2 separate regions of the Homo sapiens genome follow, and region 1 is linked to region 2. Evidence: read pairs that join two places in POLR2A ChIA-PET (ENCODE). Cell type or tissue: Caco-2. All regions are shown on one strand. Each heading gives the region's core, and the rest is flanking DNA. Links, peaks and the distances in the headings are about the cores only.

Region 1 (8,000 bases), core at 1-8,000, 65 kb after region 2:
TGATTCTCCTGCCTCAGGCTCCTGAGTAGCTGGGATTACAGGCACGTGCTACCACACCTGGCTAATGTTTGTATTTTTAGTAGAGATGGGGTTTTGCCATGTTGGCCAGGCTAGTCTCGAATTCCTGACCTCAAGTGATCCGCCTGCCTTGGCTTCCCAAAATGCTGGGATTACAGGTGTGAGTCACCGCACCCGGCATAGTAGAGATGGGGTTTTGCCATGCTGGCCAAGCTGGTCTTGAACTCCTGGCCTCAAGTGATCTTCCTGCCTCAGCCTCCCAAAGTGCTGGGATTACAGGTGTACGCCACCGCGCCCGGCCTGTGCTGTCATTCCTAATGCAAGAAGTTACCTTGCTGATTCATTTTTTTTGAGATAGAGTTTCGCTCTTGTTGCCCAGGCTGGAGTGCAATGGCGTGGTCTCGGCTCACTGCAACCTCTGCCTCCCAGGTTCAAGTGATTATCCTGCCTCAGCCTCCCAAGTAGCTGGGATTACAGGAATGTGCCACCACACCCAGCTAATTTTGTATTTTTAGTAGAGATGGGGTCTCACCATGTTGGCCAGGCTGGTCTCGCCTGACCTCAGACGATCCACCCACCTCAGCCTCCCAAAGTGCTGAGATTACAGGCGTGAGCCACCGCGCCCGGCTGCTGATTCATTTGATCAACATCATCAAAAGGCTAACATGACCCAAGCACTGTACTAAGTGTTTGGGACACAAACTTGAAGCTGATATTCCAACCTTCAAGGAGTTCATGATGTAGCTGGGCAATAAGGGTTCAAGGAAGGTACATCTCAAGTAGACTGGGACAAAAAAGGGAAGATTTAGCTGAATCTTATAAGTACAATCAAATCACAGATGATTATTACATCATCTCAGATTCTGTTTGGGGTCATGCCCACCACTGAAAATCAGCCGAAAACTAAGATTCCTTTCCACTAATGAAGAGTTTATCCACACACACTTATGTTTCTGCCAGCAGTGCCCACATACAGGTCCCAGCTTAGCTCCAGAGACTTCAGTCAGCCCATCTTCCTATTATAACATACCTCTTAGTTCACTGATTTGCAAATTCTAAGGCTAACTTTTCATTCTGGGTTTGAGAATAGGGAACAGATGGCCTACACAGCATAGAATCTCTCACAAGAACTAATTTTTACCAATCACATGTGGTTAAAATCCAGATTTATACCTACAGATTAGTGAGCAACAGAAACCCTTATAATGACATGACAATTATTCAGTGTGACAGCTGTTGATACCATTGCCAAATGTGAGTTTTAAAACATAGGCTAACACCTCTGGTTCCCCAGGATTCAAACAAAACAAAACAACAACAAAGACGACAAACACACAGACACACACACACACACACACAAAGAACAAAAAACAAAAAACCTTGAGTTACAGTACAAATCACAGGTATGAAACAACTTGTTTCAAAGAAGTTTAAAAGATGAGTAATCTTTAGAAATTAGGTTAACAAAGAAAATGACAGACATGGCTGGGCCTGGTGGCTCATGCCTGTCATTCCAGCACTTTGGGAGGCCAAGGCAGGTGGATCACAAGATCATGAGTTTGAGACCCACCTGATCAACATGGTGAAACCCCATCTCTACTAAAAATACAAAAATTAGCCAGGTGTGGTGGCGTGTGCCTGTAATCCCAGCAGGAGGCTGAGGCAGGAGAATCACTTGAACATGGGAGGTGGAGGTTTCAGTGCACCGAGATCACGCCACTGCACTCCAGCCTGGGTGACAGAGTGAAACTCTGTCTCAAGACAGGAAAGAAAGAAGGAAAGAAGGAGGGACGGGATGGATGGACAGGACGGGGAGGGGAGGGCAAGGGAGGGGAAGGGAGGGCAGACATATATACTCATTCCAATACTCATGCTATGGCTTCAGGAAACATTTTCATTCAAAAACAAACAGCAATGTTATCTGTATACTGCACATACATCCTACCCAAATGGAGTCTGCCTTTTTAAAAATAAATAAATAAATAAAAGACAGGGGCTCATTCCATTACCCAGGCTGGAATACAGTGGTGTGATCTCTGCTCACTGCAGTCTCAACCTCTTGGGCTCAGGGTGATTCTCCCACCTTGGCCTCCTAGGTAGCCTGGGACTACAGGCACATACCACCACGCCTGGCTAATTTTTTGTGTATTTTGTAGAGACAGGGTATTGCCACACTGCACAGGCTGGTCTCGAATTGCTGGACCCAAGTGATCTGCCCACCTGGGCCTCCCAAAGTGCTGAATTATAGGCATGAACCACCGTGCCTGGCCCCTATCAAATTGTGATGCTGCTATCAGCTGCTGCGTAATGAAGAATATAAAAAAATTTCTGTTCACATCACAAGGCCTGAAATGCATCATTTGTCTATTTTTGTTTCAGAAGAGGCCAATTTCGGCCTCTTAGGTTGTAAGCCTCTGGAGAGTTGGGGCCACGTTCATCTTGATCACCACCATATTCCAAGTGCCAAGTCCAGTGGCCAGAACATAGTACATAGTACATACTGGCTTTATTTAGTAAAGTTTATTAAGTAAAACCAACTATTAGATATTTCTTACTGCGTTACACAGAATGACTATGTTTTGATAATAATAGGCTACCAACGTTAAAATACAGTTAGGACTTAAAATTTAAAAATTTACACGCCTAAAATGTATATTCCCAATTTTGTAAAAGTTTTTAAAATTCAAGAATATCTCTGCATTAGATTAAAAAAAGAAAAAAGAGGCCAGGCGCAGTGGCTCACACCCATAATCCTAGCACTTTGGGAGGCCGAGGCGGATGGATCACCTAAGGTCAGGAGTTCGAGACCAGCCTGACCAACATGGAGAAACCCCGTCTCTACTAAAAAAAATACAAAATTAGTCAGACATGGTGGTGCATGCCTCTAATCCCAGCTATGCAGGAAGCTGAGGCAGGAGAATTGCTTGAACATGGGAGGCAGAGGTTGCGGTGAGCCGAGACCGTGCCATTGCACTCCAGCCTGGGCAACAAGAGAGAAACTCCGTCTCAAAAAAAAAAAAAAGAGAGAGAGAGAGAGAGACACCAAGATGTACCAAGATGTCTGTATAATATGTTCAGGACACCAAAGAGCTAAAGCAATCTCAAAAAAGAAGGACAGGGTTGGAGGACGAACCACCAAACACAAAGTGAGTTTCAATAAAGGTGTCAACTCAACTCAATGGGGAAAGAAAAGTCTATTTAGCAAATATTGCTGGAACTCGATGTCCAAATAGATACAAATTAACCTCAATCCTCTCTCACTCCATACAAAAAAAAAAAAAAAAAGATTCGTGATGGGTTGTAAAATAATACCCCGGACCATAAAATTTCTACAAAAAGAATAGGAGAATATCCTTATGACCTGGTGGTAAGCAAAAAAGCACAAACCATAAAATTTTTAAGACTGCTAAGTTAGACTTCACGAAAATTAAAGTTTTCTGCCCATCAAAAGACACCATTAAGAAAATGAACAGGCTGGGTGCAGTGGCTTACGTATGTATTCCCAATGCTTTGGGAGGCTGAGACTGGAGGACTGCTTGAGCCCAGAAGTTTGAGACCAGCCTGGGCAATACAGTGAGACCCCATCGCTAAATTTTAAAAAAAATTGAATAAAAATTTAAAAATTAAAAACATGAATAGACCAGGCATGGTGGTTTATGTCTGTAATCACAGCACTCCAGCCTGGGCGACAGAAGGAGACGCTTTCCTTAAAAAAAAAAAAAAACAAAAAAAAACCCCCAAAAAAACCAAAAAGGCACTCATTGGGTTGAACACTTAGTATCTGTGCATGTTTATTATATATTTTAAAAATCATTGCATAAGGATTCCACCACCCATTCCACTGCTCCCCTCTAAGAATAGATCCTACATGTACATGTTACGGCATCTTCTTAACATGTAGACATCACTCAGGCTATTTCTTTACACCAGGTCTTTGTACAATAGCTTATGAAAGGGTCTTTTTAAAGACTGTGTAGAGCCAGTTTATGCCATCCTTCAGATTTCCTGCAGTATTTCATCCTGAAGGCTGAGCTTGATAATCGGACCAGCACTCTTGCATCCTGACTGACCAGCATTCACTTCTAATCAATAACAGATGTGGGAATGGTGCCAGAGTGGGCCTTATGCCAAAGTAACAATTTTTCTCCTATTCAAGAGAAAATACCCTTCTTAAGCTCCCAAGTCATCCAAACAGAGAGAATGACATCTGGAAATACACTGCCATGTCATGTGGTTGGCCCCTTTGGATGATAGCTGTATGCACCACAAGCAGAGGGCTGTTGTGCTAGCCTTGTGGGACACCTCAGAGTATGGCAACTCTACAACCTTATGACAGGGAGAAAGTGCTAAAAGCTCTAAGAGAAAAATAGTAGCAAATGGGTACAAACATAAGTTTACTTAAGAAAATTCCCTTCATTATGGTTCTTTCTACAAATCAATTGAAATCATCTTCTCATTTCCACATTAAACTTTAGGCCCAAATTCTCTATTTGCTCACAGCCTTAACTTCTCAACTCCTTACCATTTTGGGGGGATCTATTTTTAAAAACCAAGGAAACTAATACTCAATGTAAATTAATTCAATCATATATAAATTGCCCTAGAAAAAATTTTAGAGGTGGAAAAATTTTAATTAGGTGTACCAATACTAAAGTAGTCAGCTGTAAAGGAAAAAATAAATATGAATATTAACAATTGATATTTTGATGTTATTTGTGACCAACTGACCACAAAGGAAAGCTGATTTAAAAGCCTTTCTTCAGATGCCCAGGAACACCGTACACACCTTCTCAATCCACACTGATAATGAAGCAAGTTTCATATTTACCCAAGATTTGAGTAGGACAAGACTTTCTTGCTGGGAAGGATAAATACAAGTCAGGAAATAACTATAATAGTAATAGCTACCATTACTCTCCATCTTCATATATTCATTTAGAAATAACAAAATATTTATTACACGCAAAGAATGGTGCTAAAATATTTTCTTATTTAAATGACACTAAGACAGTAGAAGGTACCATCTCCAATACCACTTTATTTAACCAGAAGCTAAGGCTCAGAGAAGTCAAAAATTATGTCCCAAGTCATATGGCTAAGAAATGGCAGCTCTGCTGAGCTCCAGAGACCATACTATAGCAAAATAAATAATGCAAAAAGAATTAATTATTGTAGGACTCAATGAAGTTTGCACATTGTGACCAAGAATTTAATAAAACACATTGATTACAGTTCAGAGAGACTTCACATTCTACTATATAGTTCCTGTCTTTCTTCACAAATATATGAACGTAAATACACAGTCTACAGCTGAAGCACACCCTGGACAAGTTAGAAAATTGAAGCATAGAAGCTGTTATGTAGGAGCCCATTTAAGTCCCCAAATGACAATCAGAGAGGCTTCTGACAAAAAGCCCCACTGTCAAATACATGGGCTTAAGGAGTGGCAATGGGGTGCCTTAAGGAGTAAGAACAAATAAGCCAAGATTTCAAAGATGTTGGCTCCACACCAAGATCACCCTTCTCTTCTTGGTATACCTCCTCAAAATCAACAATCCAGAAAGTTTTTATCCATCAATATTTTTAAAAATCCAGGTATATTAGAAAAATGGATAAATACTTAGTATAGGCACAAGTCTAAAATGATCAACAGCCATCACTGCTTACTGAAATGATTATTTAACAATGACACTCTGAAAGATAACCAGGTACTCTACTGTGTTTTCCAAATAGACTGAAAGATGGAGGCAGAACAAAATCAGCTAGAAAAACAATTTCTTTGGCAAACATTTCAGTGACACAATCAGCACCCTCTCAATTCATCTATTATGGAGTGCTCCATCTTTTTTTGGCATTGAACTAAAATTAGGACAGGGAAGATGGACTAAATATGGCAATAAATAAACAGAGAAAAGTAGCAGCTATAAGATCTCATAGACCACTCCACCCAGTACAGAATAAAACTCCCAGAGATGGAGCACACTTATACACTTGGAACGGTTTAACTCATATTCTTCCAAACTCTGTGATTCTTCACAAGTGTGAGCAGAAATACGGATGTGCTGTAGCAAAAATGTACAGCTGCAGCCTGCAGATGTCGAGCTGTTAGCTCTGTGATCAGCAGCCATGCTGTCTGCCTTGCTGGCGCCCTCCTGGTGGCTGCCTCAGTCAGCACTCTGGGCTGTGCCCAGAAAATTGGGAGAGGTTATTCCTGTTGGGCAGCACCCTTTGCAATCAAGAGATGAAAAAAAGACCTTCTTATCTGGGAAATGAAATGCTGATATGATGGTGATGTCTCAGTTTTCTCCTCTATAAAAATAAAAACACTACCAGCTGGCTTTTATTTCCTATCCCTGAGGGGCTGTTATTTGGATAAAAAGCTTTGAAAATTAAAAGCACCATGCAAATATAAGGCTATAGTATAGTGGAGACTGAATCCAAACAACATAAATGGAAGGTAGATGGGCACTCTGGCAGGGCAAGTATCCATGTCTGCCATCAGAGCAAACTCCTAAGTTCCAGTATCTACTTTTATATTAAGATGAGACCTCTGCTAGATATTAAGGAGGCAGAAAGCCTATAAAACAGGTTGTGCTCTCCACCTGCAATGCCCTGCTTTCCCTGTCTCTGGCACTTTAGAAACTCCTACTTTAAGGTCTAACTCCAAGTCCTCCCTGGTAGACTCAAGTGCACCTTGACAGAAATAAAACCTCCCACATTTGGACTCTTACAGCTTCTTATAAACACCTCTTAGGCCAGGCGCGGTGGCTCACGCCTGTAATCCCAACACTTTGGGAGGCCAAGGTGGGCGGATCACGAGATCAGGAGATCGAGGCCATCCTGGCTAACATGGTGAAACCCCGTCTCTACTAAAAATACATTAAAAAAAAAAAAATTAGCCAGGCGTGGTGGCTGGCGCCTGTAGTCCCAGCTACTCGGGAGGCTGAGGCAGGAGAGTGGTGTGAACCCGGGAGGTGGAGCTTGCAGTGAGCTGAGATCGCGCCACTGCACTCCAGCCTGGGCGACAGACTGAGACTCTGTCTCAAAAAATAAAAATAAAAATAAACACCTCTGTGATGTCATTTGTCATATTGTGCCACAGGTGATTTGTTTCTGTGCCTGTCTGTCTGTGAGTTCCTTGAGCTCTTCACTCTTATAACCATAGTTCCTAGTATAACACCCGATAATTTGGTGAGATTTAGGCTTCTAGCGAAAAAGGAAAAAAAAAACCCTATTAAGAAAGACTCTATAACTCTTTCCTAATTCCTCTTAACTAACTGCAATACAGTACAGAAAGGTTTCTATATCTTTTCTATTAAGACAGAACTTCCCAAGCTGTGTGCCAGGGACCAACGCCAGAGAGTTATGAAGAATGATTATCAGTTTACTGAGATAATGATTTCCTCAGCCTGGGACAGCCAATCAGAACTTAATACTTTCTATGTATGCTATGATGTGAAAAGAGGTTGGGAAGCATTACATAAATGTGAAGATTTAATCTTTTAAAATATTAAACTAATTTTAAACAGCAGGGTAAAGCATTCACAAATTGTGACATTAATTAAGGCATCAAGAAAAACCATAATGACTAGAAATAATTGCTTCACCTACTGTTGACTAGAAAATAAGTGTTTCAGAACACTGGCATCAGATACAACAGCATATCCTGAAAGAAAAATAACACAGCTACCTCGCATAGCAGTCAGTCTGCGCAAACAACCATATGGTTTGCTAATTTAATCAACAATCCCCAAATTTACTTTTTCATCCTGCAGATAAAATGAAAATGAAGTTGCTAGAAATATTTTAGAAATTATTTTGCCACTCCAAATGTTTAATACAATACATACAGTACCAAAGCCTATTCATCCAGGCTCCCTTTAAAAGCACAAAAACGCTTTATCAGCCACATTTTTTAAAAGCATAAAAAACATTGATCAGTTTAATCTTTTCATTTTAAATCTGTTTTAAGACCAATCATT
Region 2 (10,854 bases), core at 2,855-10,854:
ATAATGCGAAGAAAGAGTATGCATAGAAGATGTATGCCACACTGGAAAACGCGAAAGCGATCCAATTGCCCAACAGAAGGTGAAGGGTTAAAAAAAATTATGGCCTCAATTAAATGATGCAACCATTTAGCAAATAAATTAAATTGGAAGGCAACAGTAAAATTACCTGTGATTTAACATCAGTGTCATAAGGACATAAGTGAATATTTGACAAGTCCAGGTATGTTTGTTAACATTTGTGTTAAAATTTTACAAGAAAATACATGTTACTAGAAAATATATCCACAAGTCCACCACCCTGTTCAGGCAGGACAGATGGTCAGATTCTCTGTGGTTCATTTTTCCTTATTACAAGATAATTTGGCCGGGTGCAGTGGCTCATGCTTGTAGTCCCAGGACTTTGGCGGGGGCGAGGCAGGCAGATCGCTTGAGCCCGGGAGTTTGAGGCCAGCCTGGGCAACATGGTGAAACCCTGTCTCTATAGAAAATACAAAAAATCAGCCAGGCGTGGTAGCCCATGCCTGTAGTTCCAGTTACTTAGGAGGCTGAGGTGGGAGGATTGCCTGAGTCTGGGAGGTGGAGGCTGCACTGAGCTGTGATCGTGCCACTGCATTCCAGCCTGGGCAACAGAGACCCTGCCCCCTCCCCACAAAACAAAACGAAACACCACTTAAAAGAAATAACGGGGAGTGTCTGGAAGCTGTTGTTGGCCCTTGACCGCAGGCCCACTGGTGGGCTCCAGCAGCCAGCCTGGTTGGGCCTGGTCCCCACAGGGCACTGACCAGTTGGTGCAGCTGGCTTTCCAGAGAGGCCAGTTCCAGGCACATGGGGTGCAGACACCCCCTGCTTCATGCCCTTGGATGCTCTTCAGGCCACGACTAGAACCAGTTGAGGCCCCTCTCTCCCTCTTCCTCAAGGATTTGGGAATTAGGGTGAGGGGACACCTCCTAGTGTAGGGACCACCTTTCCTCCCGGTCCCATTCCAGCTTGAGGCAGAAAAGGAATATAGCCTTTTTATTGACTACTTTAAGTAGAACAAACTAAATACATATTTAACAGTTTTGGTTCATTTATACAGTACATTAAATAAGTTATGCACAGAGTTAGGTAACAAAAATTCCTATCAGAGTAAAATGACAAAGCACAGAAAAACCAGATTCTAATGCATTCTGTGGGTGGTGTCACATTCATCATCCCCCTTTAAAAACCACGCGTGGAGGCTTCGTTTTCTATTTATTTACATTATTGGCTTTCTTTTGTGAGCGGAGCCTTTGTAGCCTCGTCAGGAAGTTGGAAAGCCACGTTAAGGGGACTGAAGGCCTCTTGGCGCAGCAGCCCTTTCAATCATTCGCCTAATGCTTATTGCTGCTTCTCTGCCGACTCCAAGGTAGGGATGGGGCTGTCCCCAACAGACACCAGCGCACATGCCCTATTTGGTATAAGCATCACTGAGTGTACACTGGGCAGCCGTAGGCTCGACCAGATGGGGTCTGTGAGGGAAGCTCCACCTCAGGGGCTGTGGAGGGGGAGGAGGGGACACAAGGCCCGCCCCTCAGGCCTCCTAACCTTCTCTTAGCTCACGATGGAAAAGGTCACCTGCACCATCATCTTTGGAAATGAGCACGTCGATGCCCGAGGAAAGAGGCAGGTAGTCAACGTTTTGGTTTCACAAGAACTACAGACACTCCAGAGTTGGAAGGGCCCTGCGGAGCCGCTGGCACAGCCCCCACCGCAATCTGGGCAGGGCTGCTCTCGACAGCTGGCCATCTGGCCCGTGCTGGAACAGTCCATGCTCCGCTGGCTATTCTTCCGTTTGGTTCAGACACGCTACCACCCAGTTTTCTGCAAACAGCTTAAAAAAAAAAATCTAAGGAAGTTGGTTTGGTCTACTGACCTGGGAGCCTGGAAACCTTGTTTCTAGTTCAGTTCTGAAGAAAGCCTCCAAGAAGTGTTCTATTTTCAGTGATTTATTCAATTCTACAGTTTCCAGGACAGATGGCCATCCGGTCATTCTGTTTTCATTTTGAAGAGCTCACTACCGTACAATTCCAGCTGTGCTGAACCTTCAAACGCACTTGTTGCGATATCCTCTAGAACTACCCAGAATGATGTCTATACCCTTTGCAAGCAGGTGACAAGCCGAGGCTTACTAACTCTGGGACAGGGCTGTACAAAGTAAAGCATGGGTTTTCTGTCTGGAAGCTGAAGATGTCAAGTTGACACTAAGCAGTGATGAACTCCTGGTGACCTTCTGGCCCAAATGGGCAAAGGAAATCCACGCTGCAGAGAGCGGGCAGCAGCCAAGGCCAGGTGTGGACTTGTGGTGGCAAGATGTGTCCTGTTTCCAGACAGACATTTCTAACCCAGCACTGCCCTAGAAATAATCTACGCAATCGGTGACCCCACGGTCACCCAACCGTGCCTGAGCGGATCTGCTAGAGCACCAGCCCTGGAGCTGCAGGGCCCCCCAGTGTGGAGTGCCCCCACCTCCCGAAGTGGACTGCCTAGGCCTAGGCTTAAACAACTTCTTGAGTCACCTTCCCCACTGGATGAGTCAGGCACGGTGCAGGCAAGTGGGGACAAAAAGGACAAGCAAAGACGTGAAACCCAGCCCTCAAGAAACTCTGGGGACATCTGGCATCTTTGGTCTTCTCTGGTCCCTGCAATCATTCCTCACTTGGCCGACCATAATGTCCCACAACTCATCAGTGTTCCTTGGCGGGTGGTGCTGAGCACTGGTCTCACCCTAGACATGTCTGGCTGATGGCCAGTCACATGTTGCATCTCTTTTTAGTTTCTAGGTTTCTGAAGAGCCTGCGCTTGACTGATACCTTCTGTACCACCATGCCAGCTCCTCTTTGCCTTTTATGTCACTGCAAATATGAACTGTAGAGGTCAGTCCTCTAAGCAGGCTGAATTTCCACTCCCCACCTGGTAGCTGAGGTGCTGTCAGCAGAGGCTGGGAACCACGCAAGGAACCTGGATTCGCTCCTGCGCCTCTAGCTGCCTACCCCGCCCCAATGGTGCTCCTCCTCCTGACCAGAGAGTTGGAGAATTTCAGAAAGGGATTCTTGAAATGTGAATAGAAGGTCCTGGGCAGAGGCCCTCGTGACTTCTGTGTGAAACTGACCAGAATTAACACAGCAGAAGGTTTGCAAACTGAGCTTCAGTGTGGAATACTGCCCAGGTTTGCAGATCAGCCTCTGGGCAGCACGAGCAGGGTGGAAGAGCATTACAAAGATTCAGAAAACGAAACTGTCACAGCAACCACAGCCCACAAGAGCAGGCCAGGCTCTGCACACCAAACCTAAGCCTTAGCCACAGAAATGGGCATCGAGCCCTAATAAATATTATTTTGTTGGTTTTGGCTCCTTATTCCAACCAGTAAAAGCATGAGCTACCCTGGCTAGTTTTATGGCCACTGGAGATTTTAAAAACCTGCTCAAGACCGGACACAGTGGCTCATGCCTGTAATCCTGGCACTTTGGGAGGCCAAGGTGGGGGGATCACCTGAGGTCCGGGGTTTGAGACCAGCCTGACCAACAAGGAGAAACCCCGTCTCTACTAAAAATACAAAATTAGTTGGGCGTGGTGGCGCATGCCTGTAATCCCAGCTACTCAGAAGGCTGAGGCAGGAGACTCGCTTGAACCTGGGAGGCAGAGGTTACCGTGAGCCGAGATTGCGCGATTGCACTCCAGCCTGGGAGACAAGAGAGAAACTCCCGTCTCAAAACAAACAAACAAACAAAATAACAATAAAAAACCTGCTTAAGGTGTTAATCCAACAAATCCATGAAAAACTAGTAAGCTGTTGTAATGGCTCTGTGACCTGTGAGACAGCCATGTCTCATGCAAATGTGGCCCTGTCCGGGGTACTGACTCCGTCCCCCTTAGAGTTCCCCACCAAGGACTGTGGCTTAAGGAGGCAGATGGGGTCGGGGGATACCCATGTATTAGGCTGACTGGAAAACTGTGGGGCTTATGTGTTCCACAGCAAAGGAACATGATTCTCTGCTGTTGTTTCACTGGTCACACCTTACTTTAGGCAATGGAAATCTAGGCATTTTAAAGGTGTCGTGCACTAGATTTCTTTGTAAGACTGAAAATGCTTGGTTAGAGTAAATTAGGGACTTGAAATTCTTTAATTTTGCCTTTTTTTTTTTTTTTTTGAGACAGAGTTTTGCTCTGTTGCCCAGGCTGGAGTGCAGTGGTGGAATCTCGGCTCACTGCAACCTCTGGCTCACAGGTTCAAGAGATTCTCTTGCCTCAGCCTCCTGAGTAGCTAGGATTACAGGTGTGTGCCACCACACCCGGCTGATTTTTCTATTTTTTTTTTATTAGAGACAGGGTTTCACCATGTTGGCCAGGTTGGTCTTGAATTCCTGACCTCAAGTGATCTGCCTGCCTCGGTCTCTCAAAGTGCTGGGATTACAGGAGTGAGCCACTGCGCCCAGCCAGGACTTGAAATTCTTACAGTAAGATGTACCTGTATCCAAGGAGAAGGCTACCTGTGTGGATCCCTTTTCCTTTATGGTACTGACAACTTTTATTTTAGACTCTGGTCAGTGCACAGAAGGTGGAGATTTAAACTTGTGCTTCAAAGGCCAGCTGGAGCAGGGCCAATTAAACTTACTCCAACTGATTTCTGGGTGTGAGAGGATGCCAGAGGCTCAAAGATGGAGAGCAGGAGGGGTCGGGGTCCTCAGACTCCCATCAAAACCAAAAAGACAGGCCGGGCATGGTGGCTCACGCTTGTAATCCCTGCACTTTGGGAGGCCAAGGCAGGTCACCTGAGGTCAGGAGTTCGAGATCAGCCTGGCCAACATGGTGAAACCCTGTCTCTACTAAAAATACAAAAATTAGCTGGGCGTGGTGGTGGGCGCCTGTAATCTCAGCTACTCGGGAGGCTGAGGCAGGAGAATTGCTTGAACCTGGAAGGCAGAGGTTGCAGTGAGCCAAGATCATGCCACTGCACTCCAGCCTGGGCAACAGAGTGAGACTTTGTGTTAAAAAACCACCACAACAACAAAAAACAAAACCCAAAAAGACAGGGAAGAATGTGGGAGGCAGTTCCTAACATTCTGAAAGGGATATGAGTGATGTCCCATTTGAAAATGGGAAGCTAGGAAGAAAAATTGATCAGCTTTTCCCAAAATGGTTCACATTTCATAAAACCTTTCTGATGAGCTCAAGGAGGGACGCTATCAGATAACACAAGAGAAGGAAACAGAAGTTGTGTGCCTGATGATAAATCAACATAGTAGATATAATGACCTGTAACTATGAGGTCTGAAGAATTCTTTGAGGTCCAGGAGGGCTTTTCAGATGAGACCAGGCCTTGACAGTGGGGGCAAGTCCTACCAACCTGCACAGCACATCCAGCAGGACAACTGTGGCTCAGCAGGTGCCAAATGGAGCCCATGGGCAGAAGATGCCCACAGCGTTCCAGATGTGTGTGGTCTGAGAGATAAAAGGACACAGAACAAGATGACTGTGCAAATAGCCAAGTGGTGGCAGAAGTTCTGCATTTCCAAGAGATGATCCACTCAATAATTTGACGATACTAGTTGGCCAACATGCTCAGAGAAAACAGACTATCCACAACTGAGCCTCATTCTCTCTCAGATCAATCCATGTGCTGGAAACTATTTTCTGCACAAGCAAAATCAAATGAGAAAAAAAACAGGTCCCAAACTAAAGTAGCCAGCAAGGTTGGAAAATCTTGTCCAAAATCATCTGTGATGTGGGGGAAGTTTTATTTGTTTTATGTTTTTGCTACTACGGGTGCTTTTATTGCAACAGTGACTTCTTTCCTGTGGACTCTGAGATCTTATCAAGTCTGAACAGCAGGGTTGAGAAGAGTCCTGAATGCCGCCTGTTGCTTACCCAAGTCCCCGTGAGGCCAATCAGTGTCATCTGCTGAGGATGGAGATGGGGCCGAAGGAGCTATTCAGGGGTGAGGCAGGCCGCTCCCTGACCGAGGGGCCTCCTCCACAGCCTGCTGCCTGCCGCCTGCCGCCTCCAGCCTGGCTGAGCACATTGGACAGTCTGCTGACTCAAGGAGATGGGGAGGGGAGCTGGTGGTCTACACTGAAAAGGGGCCGGCTAAGTCAGCTTCAGTGGAGAGAGGAACAAACCAGGAAAGCCATGGAGGAGGCAGCTCAGGCTGGCTGCCCATGTGCAGAGAATGGCACACTGGCTCCGCAGACAGCAAGTGCACAGAGAGGCTGTGGGGTGTTATTATTCAGGCTTGGACTCTTCCTGCCTCCAATTCATTTCTTGCTGATGACCCGGCAGCTACATGCACGGGTTCCAACAGTCAGTCCCTCAGCCCAAGCACTCTGTGGTGCTGAGCAGCCATCAGGGTAAGCAGAGTCCGGGGCTCAGAGTCCGTTGGTGTCGATAGCTGTCACAGAAGCAGGTGTTGAGGAACGCGATGTGGTTGCCGAGGTCTTGTCGAGGGCTGGGCTGGGCACGCTGCAGTCGGCGGACCTGGCAGAGGAGCCCCTGCCTACAGGAAGCAGCGGCCGGCCCTGGCCGTGGGGGCTCTGGCCATGCAGGTTCTGACCACAGAGGCGGTGGTGCCGCTCCCAGTCCTTGTGCTGGCAGAAAGAGCCACAGTATCGCGCGATATTGCAGCCACTGCATGTCTCGCTGGCTTTGCGGCCACAGTTCCAGCAGTTCTGCAAGACACAGGCATCAGTTAGTGGTTGCTGGGATTGAGGGGCAGGCTTGCCATTCATTCCCTGCACAGTAAAGCAAGGGGCTGTATGTAGAGAACCCCAGCTTTGGAACTACATACACCTGTGGTCAACTCCGCCCTCTACTGCTGTTTAACTATGAGAAATACACACTGCCTTTCTGAGTTTCCTTCATCTGTAAAACAAGAAAACTACTTCCCTGCAAGATGACAGGAACAGTGAAATGAGATGTGTGTGTGAAAATACCTTACACAGCACCAGCCTAGGGCAGGTGGCCATCTCTCCTGCCTAAGGCATGGACTCATCTTTTGGCTCATTTTAATAGTCAGAAACCAAACCAAACTCTGTGCCAGGGTCTCCCCCAAGAGCCATCTATCCTAAGACCACATGTGTTAAGACGAACATTTATCCTACTCCTTTCTGCATGTGCCACCATGCCTGGCTAATTTTTGTAATTATACATTATATACACACACACACACACACACACACACACACACACATTATATACTATATATATATATATATATATATATATATATATATATATATATATATATATATATATATATATAGTAGAGATGAGGTTTTGCCATGTTGGCCAGGCTACGCTTGAACTCCTGGGCTCAAGTGATCTGCCTGTCTCAGCCTCCCAAAGTGTCAGGATTATAAGCGCCCAGCTGATATTGCTTCCCTCATTAGAGAATAATCTTCATTGTTTTTACTGATAATCTGACTCAACGAAGGCTGCTGCTGCTGTTTTGTTTTTTCTTTTGGAGACAGGGTCTTGCTATGTTGCCCAAGCTGGACTTGACCTCCTAGGCTCCAGGGATCCTCCCACACTCCCACCTTAGCCTCCTGAGTAGCTGGGACTACAGGCATGTGCCACCATGCCTGGCTGATTCTTTAATTTCTTGTAGAGACAGAGTCTCCTTATATTGCCCAGGCTGGTCTTGACCTCCTGGCCTCAAAGGACCCTCCCACCTTGACCTCCTAAAGAGCTGGAATTACAGGCATGGGCCACTGTGCCTGTTCCCTAATAACTATCAGACCAATAGGATAGGAGCTGCTATACTCATTGAACAGAGATGGAGACTGACTCCTTTAAGGGTATACTGCCAGTATGAGAGGGAACTCGGCTAGAAGTCAGGGCTCCTAACCTCCAGTCCTGGCCTCCTTCCTCCCCCACACCAGACCACCTTTCACAAGATGAACAAGAAACTCCAGGAATACCTGCCAAATTTCAACAAGGATATTCTAGCTGAACATTCTTGATGGACGAGAATCAGCCGTTTTGGTCCAATGCAAACTCATCCAAAGGACAGGCCCTCTATCCCTTCCCTGCTTTTGAAAGTGATTTTGCAGGGATAGGTCCAGGTGTGCACCTCACCTGGAGGCTACTTTGTGGCTTATTTAAAATTACAATTCCTTAAAAGCACAATGCTCAAAATGGAGAGCTGGGATTTAAACCTACGCAGTCCAGATCCAGGATCTATGCTCTAAGCCAAAAGCTATACTCTTTCTTTGGAGATAGACATAGTTAAAGATAAACAGAGATAAAAGTAGATAAATAAGGACAAATACAGATACTGATATGGATGGCTATACATACACAGTTAAACATAGAGAAGAGAAACAGATATCTCACTCTCAAAAACAATTCTCTTTTCTTTCCCCCTCATCTTGCCATCGTCATCACCTTTTTTCTTTTTTCTTTTTTTTTTTAAAGAGATGGGGTCTTGCTCTCCCACCCAGGCTGGAATGCAGTGTTACGATCATGGTCAGGCTTGCACCTCCTGGGCTCAAGCGATCCTCCTGCCCCAGCCTCCAAAGTACCTGGACTACAGGTGCATGACACCATGCCTGGCTAATTTTTAAATTTTTTTTTTGGCAGAAATGGGGTCTCACCATCTAGCCAAGGCTGGTCTTGAACTCCTGAGCTCAAGTGTTCACACTACCTTGGCCTCCCAAAGTGCTGAGATTACAAGCATTGGCCACTGTGCCCAGCCTCAAAAACAATTCTAAAGAAAAAGGAGGAGGAGAAGCTGGGCGTGGTGGCTCATGCCTGTAATCCCAGCTCTTAGGGAGGCAGAAGCAAGAGTATATATAGCTTGAGCCCAGGAGTTCAAGACCTGCCTGGGCAATATAGTGAGACCCTGTTATCCACACACACACACACACACACACACACACACACACACACACACACACAAAAAAAAAAAAGACAAAGGAGGAGGAGAGAACGAAAAGGGAGGGGGATTAAAGAAACTATTTTCTCACAATCCATAGTATCTGTATTGAAGAGCTGTAATAAGGAATTTCACCACATCCTCTGTGATAGCCACGTGGTATTTAGGCATTTTCATCTGCACATTGCCATGTGTGACAGTACAATACTGAAATGGACCATTTAAATTACAAGAAAATAACATTTCTATTGTTTGTTAAAAAAAAAAAAAAAGCCCATCTGTAATCCCAGCACTTTGGGAGGCCAAGGTTGGGTGGATCACTTGAGGCTAGGAGTTCAAGATTAGCCTGGCCAACATGGCGAAAGCCCATCTCTATTAAAAATATGAAAATTAGCCAGGCACGGTGGTGTGCACCTGTACTCCAAGCTACTTGGGAGGCTGAGGTGGGAGAATCGCTTGAACCCGGAGGTAGAGGTTGCGGTGAGCCGAGACCGCACCATTGCACTCCAGCCTCGGTGACAGAGTGAGTGCTGAACTTCAAGAGAATGTCCCAAAGACAGCCGGTCTCCCATCCAGTAGATGAGATCTACCTACTTACAGAAAGAAACTGGTTTCTTGTTTTAAAGCTGAAAAATGACTAAAATGAAATTTACAGAAAAACTGCATTAAATTCAAAAGGGCTGTTCTCATGTTGTCACAGATTCTTTTTCAGTTTGTTGATTTTTCTCCTCACTGTAGTACTCAAGCGTCCTGTATAGAACCATCACCAAGTCCTGGGCCCTGGATCCTGGGTCCTGGACAATCAGGCAGATACACCCAACCTGTTACTTCAGTCCACAAACCAGCTATCCTATTTGTAAAAAGCCTAGGTGCTGGTCAGGAGATCGAGACCATCCTGGCTAACACGGTGAAACCCCGTCTCTACTAAAAATACAAAAAATTAGCCGGGTGTGGTGGCAGGCACCTGTAGTCCCAGCTGCTCGGGAGGCTGAGGCAGGAGAATGGCGTGAACCCAGGAGGTGGAGCTTGCAGTGAGCCAAGATTGCACCACTGCACTCCAGCCTGGGGGACAGAGAGAGACTCCGTCTCAAAAAAAAAAAGCCTAGGTGCTATAGGACCCTGCACTTTCTTACTCCTGTATCCTGACTTCAGCACCAAAGGGGTATATTAGTTGCATTCCCTGAGCCACAGTCTCCTCATCTGCAAATTAGGGCCATTGTGAGACTCAAAAAGAAAATATACAACTTTGCTGGGTGTCTGGCACACAGTAAGCCCACTCCGTCAATGCTGGTCATCATCATCATCGTGCAATCACACAAACTCTGTCTTTAGGGTGAATTCTCAAAATTTACACCAATACACTGAGCCTCTCTCTCTCTCTCTATATATATATGTATGTATGTAAAAATACAATGTAATAATTCACTATCTTGGCATGTAAAAGAGTCTTAGCATGAGAACCAAAACTCTCCTGGCACTGGATAAAAATTATCCTCATTGAGCTCAAGAGTGGACTGCCTGTGTCTTCCTGCCCAGCGTATGAGAGGAAGGCAGCGGGCGTGGTCACTCCAGCTGCTCACCCCAGCCCCCAGGGCGCAGAGCTCTGACCTCCGTGGACTCCTCTTGCTCATTGATGACGAGGAAAGCATCCTCTGCGGCCTGCCGCTTGACATCCGCTATGGTTTGCTCCATTCGTGCTCTCTCTGTTGCAATCACTTCAAAGGCTTTCTGCTCTGCCTCAGCGACGGCCTTCTGTACTTCTGACATGGCCTGAATTTTCACCTTATTCACAGCTTCTTCTAGAAGAAAGTGACAGTAAAATCAACTGGCCGAGAAATCTTTTCCCTCCCATCCCACGGCAATTCTAAGTAAGGAGAGAGCTGACACAAAGTGATCTTTTCTAAAACTCCACAGGGAGGAACACATGATCTTCACACTCATGTGTCCATCCATGCAGGTGCTGG

The links. Peaks named below come from ENCODE experiments on the same cell type or tissue, not always from the same donor. Only the 100,000 strongest peaks of a DNase experiment are listed, where the experiment ranks them.
Region 1: POLR2A ChIA-PET joins it to region 2 with 10 read pairs; 6 of 35 experiments call an interaction of 5 or more read pairs at or near these places.

Annotation. Positions count from the first base shown.
Region 1 is chr20:33,574,858-33,582,857 of GRCh38, reverse strand. All of the region lies in intron 1 of CBFA2T2 (CBFA2/RUNX1 partner transcriptional co-repressor 2), which reads right to left. Among named protein-coding and RNA genes, the nearest start is that of C20orf144, 83 kb to the left of the region's middle. RefSeq lists enhancers at 1-289, 290-874, 1,112-1,611. In Caco-2, for the core only: no CTCF peak of the experiment used is centred there; no DNase peak of the experiment used is centred there.
Region 2 is chr20:33,640,176-33,651,029 of GRCh38, reverse strand. It overlaps CBFA2T2 (CBFA2/RUNX1 partner transcriptional co-repressor 2), which reads right to left. Exons shown (of 11, transcript NM_001032999.3): 10 at 10,499-10,689; 11 at 1,000-6,683. The coding sequence ends at 6,384. Among named protein-coding and RNA genes, the nearest start is that of C20orf144, 17 kb to the left of the region's middle. In Caco-2, for the core only: no CTCF peak of the experiment used is centred there; DNase peaks (open chromatin) are centred at 2,969, 6,049, 6,539 and 10,519.